2 separate regions of the Homo sapiens genome follow, and region 1 is linked to region 2. A link is a contact called in ENCODE Hi-C or POLR2A ChIA-PET data. All regions are on one chromosome and are shown on one strand. The core of a region is the stretch at or near the end of the contact, and the rest is flanking DNA. Distances in the headings are between cores, read along the strand shown.

The links. Hi-C counts contacts between places; a loop is a spot of excess contacts on that map. ChIA-PET counts read pairs that join two places held with the same protein, here RNA polymerase II (POLR2A).
Region 1: a map of endothelial cell of hepatic sinusoid shows a loop between it and region 2 (2.6-fold over the local background). The contact joins two enhancer-like sites. A Hi-C loop is called at or near these places in 1 of 168 maps with a recorded cell type or tissue (endothelial cell of hepatic sinusoid). POLR2A ChIA-PET finds 5 or more read pairs at or near these places in 2 of 52 experiments (AG04450 and T-cell).

Annotation. Positions count from the first base shown.
Region 1 is chr18:56,373,229-56,380,751 of GRCh38, forward strand. No RefSeq gene overlaps it. Among named protein-coding and RNA genes, the nearest start is that of LINC03069, 190 kb to the left of the region's middle. Within about 2 kb of position 4,148, at least 2 of the 41 ENCODE cell types and tissues checked have a DNase peak (open chromatin) inside an H3K27ac peak, as active enhancers do.
Region 2 is chr18:56,319,189-56,326,417 of GRCh38, forward strand. No RefSeq gene overlaps it. Among named protein-coding and RNA genes, the nearest start is that of LINC03069, 130 kb to the left of the region's middle. Within about 2 kb of position 2,488, at least 3 of the 41 ENCODE cell types and tissues checked have a DNase peak (open chromatin) inside an H3K27ac peak, as active enhancers do.

The DNA.
Region 1 (7,523 bases), core at 2,898-5,397, 56 kb after region 2:
GAATGCTGATGTACTGTGCTGTACAGTTGCCATCAGGATGTATGCTGTAGTACTCTACAGCCAAAAATCTTAATGACAAATGGCCTATTAGAGCACAGAAATTTGCATTTCCTTTTTAAATTATGTTTTCTTCTATGAAACCTAATGTTTATAAAGTTTAGTCGTCTAAAAAGTTACTAAACAAAAAATTACCTTGTTTTTCAACATTTTATTTATTACAGACCCAGATAACAGTCAGTAAGAACTTTAGACCAGATCAACCACACTGAGTGTGAATAACTTCGGTGCAATCTTATTTCTGGTAAGTATGCAATATCCATCAGGGGTTTTGAATAAAAAGAGCTCACAGATTCCTATATTTCATTTCAGGGTTCCTAGGATTCCCGTAGAAACAGAGAGAAAAACTTTCAGGCAGAAATGAGATTGACCTATCTCTTTTTTTCCTGTAGAGTATTCTGCCTTGAAGAAAATTTGAAAATATTTGCAATATCTTTGATTACACAATTCAAGTAGGTGATTTCATGCACCATCCTGTTTTATGTTCTCAGCTGCTTCAGAGTTTTTACAGGTTTCCATTGTGAAATATCATCTTATGCCATGGATGGGTATGGGATGAGAGAAGGGAAATTACCCCTCACCTGGTCTGAGGATCCTGCTAATTATCTGTAACCACACAGGGGTCATCAAGATGAAAGCAAAACAGAAATATTAAGGCAGGTCACTTTCAGTTATAAACTCTATTGCAATAAAGCGAGATGAGTTTGGGATTTAGCCCTCTTGGAATTATTGGAAGCAGAATCTAAAGTCTCCCTCGTACTGGCCGGTGTAAACAAACACTGAAGTCTTTATCCATGTACCCAAAAATGCTGGAACTTCTTTTCCACTTGTTCCCTGCAAGTCATTAATGACCTTGTGCTGTTCCTTTAAGAAAAGCATATTAGAGAGTCGAAGGTAGCTAGAACAGACATCACCAGAGGCTGAATGTAAATGACTCAGCACAAGTTAAATGGAAAGAGAAATAGAAGCACAAATATTTTCATTGAAAATTATGCATTCACAAGCCCTTAGAGTAAATATTGTTCCTGAAATGAGTGGTAATGCATCAGGAAAGAGAAACCCCAAACTTACATGGATTGCCCTTTAACTACAGAACAAATTTGGTGGAATTTCTAGAACACCTGTTCACACCAAGCCCTCTGCTTTCAGAAGTTTCATTTTCTTAGATCAGAGCTTGCTGCCAACAAACAAACTCCAGTGAGTGGCACAGCCCTCCTCCTCCTTCCCCTGCCTCTTCTTCTTTCTCTCATGGTTTGCTATTTCTGAAACCCTAAAGGTCAGAATAATCAGAGGAGACTCAGGAGAAGGATCCAATGTTCCTGGTACCTTCCCATTTTGCCTCAGGCCATTAAAAATCAGGTATTAAAACTCTGAGTTTTCTTTTTTTTTTTAGACTTTAGACAGAGTCTCACTCCATTGCCCATACTGGAGTGCAGAGGTGAGATCTCGGCTCACTGCAACCTCCGCCTCCCAGTGCAACCTCTGCTTTCCAGGTTCAAGCAATTCTCATGCCTCAGCCTCCCGAGTAGCTGGGACTACAGGTGCACACCACCATGCCCGGCTAATTTTTGTATTTTTAGTAGACACGGGGTTTCACCATGTTGGCCAGGCTGGTTTCGAACTCCTGACCTCAAATGATCCACCCATCTCGGCCTCCCAAAGTGCTAGGATTACATGCGTGAGTCACCGCGTTTGGCCAAAACTCTGAGTTTTCAAAGGAAGACATTATTTAAACATAGATACTTGTAGATCACAGTTCCTGTTTCAAACTGGTATCTTAATGTAAAACTCTTCTCCCCCTCCCATCTTGGTAGCTCACATGTCAGCTTCCTCTTGGCTCTATCTCTCTTTTTCCCCCTTCACCTTCACTACCTAGTCCTGAATTGGGGGTCTTGCCTGAATTAGAGCCCAGTCCCAGGAATTTCCACTAAGAACACCTAAGTTTCTTCCTATAAAGGTAGAGAAAGGCCACCCCATATGCTCTAAGTAGATGATAAAGTTTCAGTGGAACCCATCTGCCTCTCTCTTTTTCAGTTTCCAAATCCTGAGAAGTTTTCTCTGATATAAATTGATCCCAAAGCCTGTCCCATGCATGAGCGTGGGTGTGACTCTCTGTTCACAGCACTACCTGCTTCAAATTGGTTAAAGAGCCTTTCCAGATTCATAGACCAGATCAAAGGCATGGTGCTGGCAGCCAGAGGACAGGGGCTGTCACACCCCAATTCACAAAGGAGGGAACTCCAGGATTTTCATCTGGTTTTGCAGAATGCCAAATGTGCTCCTGGCTTTTGTAATAATACTAATTATGCCTTCCAAATTATAGGCTGGACAGATGTGTTAACCAGGCCCTGAGGTGCATTTGTCAGTAGGTGTCCAACTGTGAGCACCGGGCAAGTCTGCGGAAGAGCCCAAAGGGCATAGCCAAACACATAGCAAACTTCGAGGAGCTGTTCAGCTACTTGGACTCAAACTTCACTTGCTCTTCGCTGTCTGGTTGTAAATTGCTTCATGTGAAAGCACATACACACTCATTAAACATTAAGGCTTTCCAGGTATTTCAGGCCATTTTCTCCCTAAGTCCACTTTTTCGGTTTTCTATTTTCTGTTTGGCCTGTCCTTTCTTCTGAAGTGTGCACAAGCTTCCCCTAGGTTAGAGATGTGGGTGACAGTATTTCAATACCCAAAGATCCCACAGGTCACCAATTGCCTCAAGGACAAATTCTTCTGCTCTAAAATACACCTTCCTTATCCATTATTTTTGGTGCCTAAAATACTGAAGTTCAGGCTTAGTTGTTCGTTTTTTAACTTTTTATTTCTTTTCAGATAACTTCCCGATATTTGTGTGCCAACGAGGGGTCATATTTTAGTTATCTGTGTGAGATTTTTTTCAGATGTTTTACAAGAAGTAAGTTTTGATAAGAAAAAAAAGAATGTGATGATATAGGAGAAAGGGAGTTAAAGAGAGGAAAGGAAGGAAAAAGGAGAGGGAGAAAGGAAAAAAGGGTGAGAGGGAGGAAAAAGAAAAGAAAAGAGAGAAGAGGAGAGGAGAAAAGGAAAGAAAAATCATGAGGAGTTGAGAGGAATGAAGCGGGGAGACACCATAGGGCCTAGAAGAGGAGTTTGGAAAGTACAACAGACAAGTGTCACCGTCTCAGAATAGACCAAGGACAGCCTCTGTTACCTCCTATTCCAAATACTTATTTCTGCAGGGAATTTTCCAGACCCAAAGATTTTGCTTCCAGTCTGAGGAATTAGATTCACAGTCAAATTTTTCTGAATTGCTGAAAGCGAGTGAAGTCCATAATTATCCCCAGAAACTAAAGAGTCTGCTGAGTCATTTAAAAATATAATTTAAGTGACACTCCCTCAGTTATATCTCTCTTGTGTTAGCATTTTATTTTAAAGGTGGTATAAATAGTCATTTTGAAAGCAGTTGCCATCAGGAGCCCCAAGCTGACTCTGCTAAAGGGGTATGCAGACAGAAGGGTTCCATGTCCAATAAGCCCACTCCCCTTAACCCACCTGGGGCTCCTGCCCTGGGGGCTGAAACTTCAGGTTGTCTCTTTTCAGGGTAGAAGGATGGAAAAGTTTGAAGTGAAAATGCCTGATTTTAAACTTTGTTCTGAGCATCACTCAGAAGACTGTCCATAGATGTTCTTCCCATCGACTTCTTCCAGAATATTCTTTCTCAGAAAAGAAAATAAATAGACTGTTGTCAGCTTCACTTTGATGCCAAGCAGGAAAGACTTCCAAGGTTATAAGCTCATGTCTAAGGTTCTAGATAAACATCTCCAGGTGTGGGGATGAAGCTACTGCACACTGCAATTGTAACAGAATCGTAACCAAGCACATACGTACATTTCTTTTTTCAACTCTTAGGTCAGACACGATGTAAAAATATCAAGATGTTTACCAAAGTATTCCCAACCACAGTTTGAGCTATCAATCCATCCACTACTAAAACGTAAGCTTTGGTATTTTCAACGACTCGAAGAAAATTAACTCTAGCAATCGCCTCCTACTTTTTACAGAACTGCTCAGCTTCCGCGGCGGCAGGAAACACTGTTTGAATCAACGGCTGTAATAATACTCCTCATTCCTGCTAATGCAAAGCAGCAAGGCCTGGGCCCTTCTGTTTTACACTGCACACTGATTTGGAAGCAAATATTTTTCCAACAACATCACTAAATTGAAAGCATTTTGAAAAATCTGAAGCTTTCACAGAATATTGTTTTGGAAAAACCAACCCTAGTAGATCTGTCAGTGACATAAGCCATCCCCTTCAATTTAGCTTGAAAATGCGAGCTCACCCTGTCAAACAGCTCTAAATTACATATATCTTTGCACAGGGCATTCCAAGATCCAATTAAAAAGGTGGGGAAAGTGGGGAGTAAAAAATGTTATTTTTTTCCATTATGCTCTTCTTATTTATTAATAAAAACAGTGACATCTGTCTGCCTTTAATATTGTTGGGGCACATGTATTTGTAAATAAGGAATCCAGGCACAGTTGAGAATCTAAAATGCTTAATCACATATTAATTTTTACAGTTATAATTCACCCAATACCCAAATAGGTACTAAGAGCTTACTACAGACAATGATCAATATTAGGTTCTTTGATAGGTATAAAGTTATTCAAGAAATGAAGCCATCAATTTAAGGTACTTACCCTCTATTCGAGGATATAATAAAACATGCAAATACTTGAATTCTAAGACATCATTCTTCTATGAAAATGAATCACTTGGCACATCTTTTCCTGTGCTTTCTAATCTCTGTTGATTTGAGCATCGGAGCTTCTAATGGTCATCCCTCATGTGTCTATCGTCTTATTTATCAATATTTAGGGGGAACCTTGTAAAATAAACTATACCCAACTGTGTTTTGCTATCTTAACGTCTCTTATAAAACACTCTAATATTTAAATACGCTGCAGTTTGTTACATTGATTTCCCTCCAATCCTTTTACTTTTCTTACAGAAAATTTCAAAAATATAAAAAGTACAAGGAATGTGTAATGCTCCCTCAGTGCCCTTCACACAGTTCCAGTGATGATCAGTACTTAGTCAGTTTCCATCTGAATGCCCACCTGACCTCTCTTTCTTAACACCCAGACCAGATTATTTTGAAATGAATCCCAAACATCGTAGCATTTCTTCTGTAAATATTTCAATGTTGTCACATTGAGTTTTAAGTTTCCTTTACATTTTAAGGAATCCTTGATATTTTTAGGTATTTATCAGGCTACTTCACATCCTACAAAGTATGTTAATTTGTATTCTATCTACACACATAAGTGGTGGAGTTGGCCCATCTATTTTAAACGAATTATCATGGAAATAGTCTATATGCATCATCATTTTTAATCATCACGGAGTTTTGCACAGCTATGTATCTGAGTTTACAAGCTCACACTTTGTCAGTCACTTCCACACTATTATTTTGAGCATGTTAGTTCTTGCCATTTATTTATTTAGAATATTTTTATATTATAATGAGTTTCTCACATTCTTGTTTTCTTTCATGCTCCCAGGCCGTTATTGATCTGTGAAAGTCTCCTCATTCCAGGGAGCAATCTGCTTTATGGGAGGGAGCTGTGCCCAGTTCATGGGTCTTTCCATGTGGCTTTGAAGGGACAAAAGCATCAAGTTCAAGGATATTATTAGGAAAAGCATCCAAATACCTTGGAGATTCTCATGGGGAGGGGCTGAAGTGATGGGGGTAGGACAAACTCCTCGTGGTAGAATAAGAAAGTGAAAGCTACATCATGAGGTTAAATAAGCAAGAGGATTCAAAATGCCAAGCTTCTTTATTCTAAGTGAAGAATTGCATTCCCAAGGCTCACTTCTATTAGAAAAATGAAGTCTTGTGTTCAGGTTGTTAAATCAAACATAAAAAGGAGAAATAAATTCCCCGGTGCCAATAAAAAGTCTCTCCTTGCTGCTGAAAGCAAAAGTTTTGAGACATTCAACAATAGGTCAAAATAACATTCTGTGTTCTGCACACCATATTCCAAACTCAAGCAAAATGTCTACGGAATTTTTTTTTTTTTAATTTCAAAGCCTTTTGATTAAAGTGTACCAGAAGGGCACTGACAGAGCAGGCTGTTTCTGTTCTTCTGCGGAAGGTTTCAATGGCCGCCGCACACTCTCTAAATCTATTTACTTCAAGGCTGGAATGAAACAAACATGACAGATGGTTTTTTAAAAAAATCAAAGGGGAAGTTCTTGGAACACATCCTTCAAAATAAAATTTTGTTTCTTTTTTTTTTTTTTTTTTGGAGCAGCTGAAATGATTTTTCAGAACATCTGATGAGCGATTTTAATACTTCAACTTTCTCCTCCATGAAGCGAGCCCATTCATTTGGAGACTTCTGTTCTTTTGTTTTATTTCTGTGAGTGTCTTTCTTTGACAAGACATAAAGTCTGAAAACGACAATATGCTAAATGAATGGACCCATAGTATATTTGGCTACATAAGGGCTGCTGGAGTATACTTTGGATTTTGACGGGATAATAGAACGCTTAATGGAAGAAATCTTGAAGAAATAACAAGGAAAGTTAATGAGTCTTCATGTTTACTATTGCTCATGTTCACGGGGGATGAGCAATTTTCCCTCACCTGTTGTAAGGACAGTAACTAGAGGGGTACTCCATTCCCCGGAAGGCCGGACAGCTTAGGTTAGGAAAACACCATAAAAGGGAATGGGGGGTTAAGGAGCTTGAGGAAGGGTTTGGGGATTACTGTGTAGAGCTGGTTTTCACCTACTCATGCTCAGAGGAGCACTGGTTTATCACCACCAGTAAGCCTCACTTACAAAGCTGAAATTTAACTTTTGGAAACGTGCAAAACCACAGTTGACATTAGCACAGTCTGTTAAAAGTAAGGAATGGCTCTTGCTCAGTTTTCATATGGACTGGATATAAGGGAGAAAGAGGAGACAAATAGGACTCCCAGGTCTCCTGGGTGGGTCACAGCAGGTGGGACACTGAGTCCATGGAAGACAGGCGACAGAGGAGATCTGGAAGCTAACATGTAGCTTTCAAAGGCTTGTCTAAAGACTCACAAATTTAGAAATCATGCCATCTCTGGATCTCATAACTAAAAACTGGAGGACTGAGACCTCCACAGAAAAGCAGCATGAGGCTATTGTTTAAAAACACTAACTTCGGTTTGCAAAAGACCCGGATTAAAGTCCCTGCATCCCCACCTTTTAGCCATATGACCCTAGATCAAGGGGAACAGCCTTTTTGGGTTCTTTCCTTATTGGTTAAACTTGGGTCACTGAACCTTCTTAGGATGTTAAGATACTCAAATGAGGTCATGTGAAGAAAGCATCTATCATAGAAATAGGCCCTTAACACAGCTATTCCCCTCCACTCAGGCCCCATGGTACCAGCCAAAGGAGAATATGTTCTATACGGGGGTCACAAGATCTGCCCTGACCATAGCCCTAACCCAAGA
Region 2 (7,229 bases), core at 1,238-3,737:
TTGAGGACCTACTTTGTGCAATGCAAAATAATAACTTGGCCTGGACACAGAACATCAAGACTGACACAAGCCTACCCTGGATTTTGCCATCTGGTTGTGGAGCTAAGACAACACATCTGCCTTGGCACCAATGAGGCCACACCTACTAAGTACCAACACATGGAGCAGATCATCAGTGCAGAAGCCTTGTAGATGTCCCCATTTACAGCTAACATGTGAGTGCTTGCTATATGCTCACAGGGCTATGGACATTATTTCCTTTACACACTCCAGCAGCTTGACTTGGGAGAGAAGTGAGTCAATGCAAGATGGTGACTCTCCGTCAGATCTTCCTGGAATGGGAGAGGATAAGACCCCAAACCAAACTGTAGGGTGAAAAACTTCCCCTTGTGAGTAGCTCCCAGAGCTAAACAGATGACACTGAGCCCCAAACATCTGAGCAGAGTGGAGAAGGGAAAGGAGGAGAGGAGGCCCAGCAGGGTGCTGTGGGCAGAGGGACTGCGGTGGCATCAGGCTGGAAAGTGCCTGGGGGAGATGACCCCTGAGACTGTTGAAAGTGAGGGCAATGTCCTTGGCAGAATGGGAGGTCAGGGCCCTGCGCTCCCACTCCAAAAGTCATGCCCCCTCCCAATCCCATCCTTCTGAACTCCAGAACCAGAGTGAGAAGTGACCTTGATATTCTTCTACCAGCCCTCCATTTTGAAGCTGAGGACATCATAGTCCAAGAAAATGAAATAATGTGGGCATATCACCTTGATGCTTCTCACTTAGACTGGGATTAAGCGCAGGCTTCTAATTCTCAGTCCGATCCCTTTCCACTGAATCACACTCTCTCCCAAACCAGGTTTCTCTTCAGCATTTCCCATCTTCTCCTCCCCTTTCTCTCAGTTTCTCACATACAGGAGGGCTTGTGGTGCCCTGTCTACACACTGAAATCAATAGCACCTTACACAAAAGCCCGTTAGACTGCCATGACTCAAAACTTACATGGGAAGGGAAATAAGCTTTGTGCATAAGTAGCTATAAATAAAAGCCCAAAACTAGTGAAAGTTTCTAGATCTCCTTTTTATTTAAATGTTCCTCATTTATATGCAACCAATTCACAAAAGCCCACACACCAATCTGTAATGCACCTGGTATTGTGAGAAATTGCCAGTTTGGTAGTGTCATGTTTTTTCCCCCCACAATAAAAACTGCACAAGTTCATGTCCTTAGGGTGCAACAATCTCTTTTCCTTTTTTTTTAAATGACTCCCCAAAACAAGTAGGTTTACAAAATATAACAAATGAAATAGGTTCTAGTCCCAGTCTTCTACCAACACCCATCCAGGTATATTTTAGAGTGAGGATATCTAATAGCTCTCTCTGATGTGGCTTTGTACCACACTCGTACCAAACCACAATCTGTGTTAGCCTGCAAGAGCTGCCATAACAAAGTGCCAAAGACTGAGTGGCTTAAACACAGACATTTATTTTCTCATTGTTCTGGAGGCTGGAAGTCTGAAATTAAGGTGTCAGTAGGGATAGGATCTTCTGAGACCTCTCTCCTTGGCTTGTAGAGGGTTGTCTTCTCCCTGTGTCTTCAACTGGTCTTCTGTTTGTGTGCATCTGCATCCTAATCTTCTCTCCTTATAAGGGCACCAGTTATACTGGATTACAGCCTACCCTGCTGATCTTTTTCTAACTTAATTACCTCTTTAAAGACCCTATCTCCAAATACAGCCATATTCCGAGGTGCTGGGAGTTTGGACTTCAACATATGAATTTGAAAGGAGCACGCTTCAGCCCATAACACTCAGGCCTCTGACTACCCCCAAATTCATGTCCTCACATGCAAAATACATTCAACCCATACCAACAGCCCTGAATATCTTAACCCTTTTCACCATCAACTCAAAGGACTCTACCTAGAGCAGCTTTTAGGGCTGGCATTTGAAGAGGCAGAGAGGAATTAAAATAATGTGCCATTTCTCATCTGGGACTGGAGTTTAGGCCTGGCTTCCAGCACCAGGAGAGAGGCTTTGGCTAACAGGGTTATTTCCGCTGGAGAGATGTGGGACTGTCCTGTGGGGTTCTGCAACTCTGAACACTTTCAGAAAGGAGTCTGTTTCTCCTGAATCACTGCACAAAAGCTTCAAGGGTGAAGTGGTAAAACGTCTATGGAGAATGCATCTCCTATTGCCTCTTGTTCAAAAGGAACTGATCTTCTCTCTTCTAGGAAAGGAATACAGAGAGCTGATTCAGCTTACCAAGGGTAAAAATAGCTAAGTGGACAGCTTGAGCGAAACTTAGCAGTTCACCTGTTTTTCCTGTTATCGACTGCAGAAGAAAGTGTATCAAGGACTGCAAAGTTAGAAGCCACTGTAAAATCAGGGCTCTGTGTAAAAACCCTCTATCTGAAATTGAGAAGAGATGGCAGGCTGAAAATAGACAGCTGTTTCAGATGCTTCTCCTTGAACAGCTGCCAGGGGACCAGCAGTCAACAGGAAGCCTCGATGGCACTAGTTCGGGGAACGCACTGTAGCACGTGGCTGTCAGTGGGATTCCATCAGATCACACCCAAGGGGAAAAGGCTCGGGCTTCCCGTCATCATTTGCCAACTTTCCAAAGTTCAGTGTTATTTTCAGGCTAGGCCAAAGTGTAGTTGTGGGTCAAGTTCATTTTTGGTGGTGCAGGGCTGGGAACCTTTTCCATAAAGATCCACTTACTTAGACATCTATGACTTCTGAACTCTAACATTTGAATTTACAATTGAGTCCTTCAGCCCGGCTGACCATAGGCAAGCAGAACTTCCAGGAGGGTGAAAATAGAGAGATGAAGACAACCTTCATGAGCTGTGCCGCTGCAATGACAGTAAGCAGCGGGGGCTCACTCCTGTAATCCTAGCATTTTGGGAGGCCAAAGCGGAGGCTCGCTTGAGGCCAGGAGTTTGAGGCCAGCCTGGGCAACATAGCGAGACCCCATCTCTGCAAAAATATAAATTTTAAAAAAAGAAATGACAGTCTACAATCAGTTCTACTGAGGTGTGAAATAGCCATGTTAGGGATTTGATAAGGGAGGAGGGCTTTGGGGCTTAAGAAAAAAAATACACACACACACACACACACACACACACAAACACACACACACATTCCTTTTTAAAGAGAGACAAGAGACAACTTGAGACTAACAAACATGCCCCAGTTTGCCCATCCTCAAACATTATTAGATGAGTCTGTCATGTTGACAAATAGCCCCCACTAACAACAGGCCCAGCAGACAGCAAACACAGCAGTGTGTTCGATTCCCACTCCTCTCAAACGCAAATTGTGGAACACAGGAGGCCTGTACAGTGCACACATGTGGTCTAAAAATACCACGCCTGCCTTGTCTTTGTAGGGATTGCTTCCCAGGCGACAGAGGCCCTGAGGCCTAGGACCTACCCAGGGGAGGGGCAGGGGCCTCCGCCTGCACCAGAGCTAATTACTGGAGGACCTGGGCAGGCAGCTGCCGGGCCCTGCTCCCCATTTGTGAGCACGTTGCAAGGCAGTAGTTCTAACTTTAGAACCGCACTCTAAACTTTGATCTCCCATTGCGGCCTGGCTTTAGGCAAAACATAAACTTGAGAGCTGCAACATATTTTTTAAATCTTATTCCCTGGTACTTTAAGAACAAGGACAGGAATTATTTTCAAATGAGAATCTTTGACTGCATAACACAGGCTTCCAAAATTAAGCAGAAACACATGGCAGCTCTTATTATTAAATTTCCCTTGGAAAACAATGCTTTAAATTATGGGGAGGGGGGATAGTTTGATAAAACTTTGAAATGTGAAGCTTAAAGTTTAAAATAAAAAATGACTGTAGTGTTTTGTTTTCTTTAAAGATTATTATGGAGTTTTTCTAGCTTTGCCATTATTAATCAATTTCTACCAATGGTTAAAATTGAATGCTTGGGGTTCGAAATATAAATGACTATTTTTCAAGCTGAAATCAGGTGCTAAGGGGCTTTTTGAAGTACAGAGAGAAATTTGGACTGCCCAATTGAAGCATCTCTCCATAAAACATATTTCTAAGAAAATAATGAAGGTGAAATTTAACTGTATCATAGTCTTTACCTGATTCTGTGTAGAATTCAGCAAGAAACAGAAACCTTCTAAAAAAGCGTGCTTGTGCCACAATTAGGGCCAGCCACTGGCATCTTCTATTATCAAAATAAATCAAAACACAGCTTTCCTCTTCTCCCTAAGCCATTCTCAGAAAGGATTTGGGCAAGAAGATGTTCTTAGAAACTGCACTACCATCTCAGACCTCCCAGGCACTATTTAATTCTCCCTTCCCTTCAAGGACTAAATCAATTACTACCTTCTCAATGAAGCCTTTCTGATCACCTCATTTAAAAGTTTCCCATGTCCCAATCAGCCCACATCCTTACTGTGCGTAGTGCCCATTTGGAACTTATTATTTCCTGTTGGATGTGGTTAGTGATCTTAGGAGTGTGTCTCTTCCCTTCGCAGCTACCTTATAAACTCCATGGTGATAAGAATCAGCGCTTTCTCTTTTTTGCATACCCCGTTGGGCCTAGCTCAGTGCCCTGAACCAGTGGCTGGGTTCCTGCACCGAAGACTGCAGGGGATACAAGCAGTGCTTAGTAATGACAAGAAGTTATCTTCTAGCATCACCCAGGGGATGCCCTGGGGAACAAACACAAAGGAAGAAAAGAAACCCCAAACTACTTCCACTCCCCTTCCCACTCATGGCCTCTAACAGTGCCTGGCTGTGCTAATGGAGGTGAGGCAGCCTGCTGGGCTCACAGCAAAGTGGTAAATTCTACTATCAAGGCTCAGCTTGATGCAGAAATGAAAGGAGAGGAGGAAGAAATTGTCCCCACTCTGATTTTGCAAATGACTTTATTTTTTGACTTCTGTCAGTTTTCATAACTCTGCTCCACCTTCATGCCCTGGCCTGATTTTAAGCTTCTCTGATTAAAGGGATGATTTCTGTGCAGTGCATTACTGGCTGCAATAATATCCATCCCCCACCCCCACCCCCTACACACACCCACCAGTTCTCATGCCATCTTTGCAAAATTTTTGAAGCAGTATTAATACCAGTTGTAGAAAAATAAGAACATCATTCACAAAACTTGGTTTATACAACTGAATTCCAGTTTGGAGAGACTTCCTTTCTCTTTATAGGAAACTTCCCTTCTTCTTTCAAACAGCCAAACCAATAAATCTCTACCCAATTTTGGGTAGAGATTTCATTGCCTGAATCATGAAGAGACATCACAGGTTCAGAGGAGAGAACTTTGCCCAGGTGAATGTGGAAAAAATAGATGCCATCTGTGATTTAAGGCCTTGTTATTCACAGTGTGGTCCACAGACCAGTGTCATCACCTGGGAGCTTGTTAGAAATGTAAGAATATCAGTTTCCTCTCCAGATCTACTGAATCAAAATCTTCATTTTAACAGGATCCCCAGAGATTTCTATACACATTAATATGGATTAGAATATCTCATAAAAACTGTCTCCCCATCAAAAAGCCTTCTCTCTCCAATTTGTCATTCCTGGCCTGAAATGCTCATTGTAGAGATGAACAAGATGAGGGTGAGCCATGCTTCTGTCACCTTTAAATTGGAAGTTCACCCAAGAGAAATGATATATTAAGGCAAATCAGATACTGGTACTGAGGTGCTCCTTTCTATGGGAATCTGTGTTTGAAAGTGGGAAAAAAATGAGCGAATGCTCTGGACCCTCTAGGACAATATGTGCATGAGATTTGCCCTGGTCATGAGGATGCTAAGGCCATGAGAAATCCTCTGTCTAGATCCAGATGTGGAAGACAGAATCTGCACAGTGGTGGCCGGGCATGGTGGCTCACATCTGTAATCCCAGCACTTTGGGAGGCAGAGGCAGGTGGATTACCTGAGGTCAGGAGTTCAAGACCAGCCTGGCCAACATGGTGAAACCCCATGTCCACTAAAAATACAAAAATTAGCCAGGTGTGGTGGCGGGTGCCTGGAGTCCCAGCTACTAAGGAGGCTGAGGCAGGAGAATCACTTGAACCTGGGAGGAGGAGGCCGCAATGAGCCAAGATCATGCCACTGCACTCCAGCCTGGGCAACAGTGTGAGACTCTGTCTCAAAAAAGAAAAAGAAAAAAAGATAAGAGAATCCCTATGATGGCGGACTTTCAACAGTTAGAAAATAACCTTCCCACATGGGTAACCACATCCAGGAGGGCCTGAGGGCCAGAGAATAGAATGAGGACACCAGTGACAGTGAAATGGGCCACAGGGAGGGAGAACAGAGCCAAGACCCGAGATACTGGCTGTGGTTCCATGCTGGGGTACCTGGGGACAGGTGCTTCTGTAAACAGAATTCATCCAAAAAGCCCGGAAACAAAAAAGTCCTCAGTCTTCATCCATCTGCGGGTATATAAGGGGTCAGAGTTACACTAGTGATGGTTTCTACTACCTCACTAAACCCTGCTGGTTCCGCCAAACCATCCCTATTGTGAGTTCCTTCTGCCATCTTGCATTTTTCTGGGAGACTCCAGGAGCTATCTCAAATCTATGAGGCATCAGACTGTTTCTTGCTCTGCTCTAGGGTGCAGTGCCCTGTCCATCCTCCCAAAGACAGATGCTCATGTCCTTGTGGCTCAACAGCAACCCCATAAGCTACTTCTAAGACCAAAGGTAAAGGTCCAATCCACCCACCCCTTTGTGTATTGTTATGTTAGAGAGATACCTTAGCTGAGCTGTGGATAACAAGGGTAGAGCTCAGTGAAACCTCCCTTCTCCCCTCCCATCCTCAGACCCACCTATGGAGCCAGTCAGCTTCAAGTGTCCTCACAGGAGCCAGTCTCTCTCCTGGACTCTACGCTATGTTCATGTAATCTGTTATTCATCCCTCCCCGTTCCCACTCTGCCAGTTCACCAGACATGTCACTGTCTTCCTGTTTCTAATCATGGATATGGTCCGTGTTCTTTTTCCAATAAAAACAAGGATAGAATGGGGGATTGGACAGACATGGAACTGGGGATGAGAAGATAGTTGAAGGAGAGAGGTGCCACTGGACCCCTGCTCCTGACCCAGCCAAATCTCACCATGCACCACTGCAACACCCTGCTACAACTAATCAGTTTGTTAATAAACCAAGTGAAACAATTTTAAAATAAACTTCAAGGGGAACACAAAGTGACAGCAGCCCGAAGGAATAGCAGCAGTTCTACCCACTCTTGCTCATT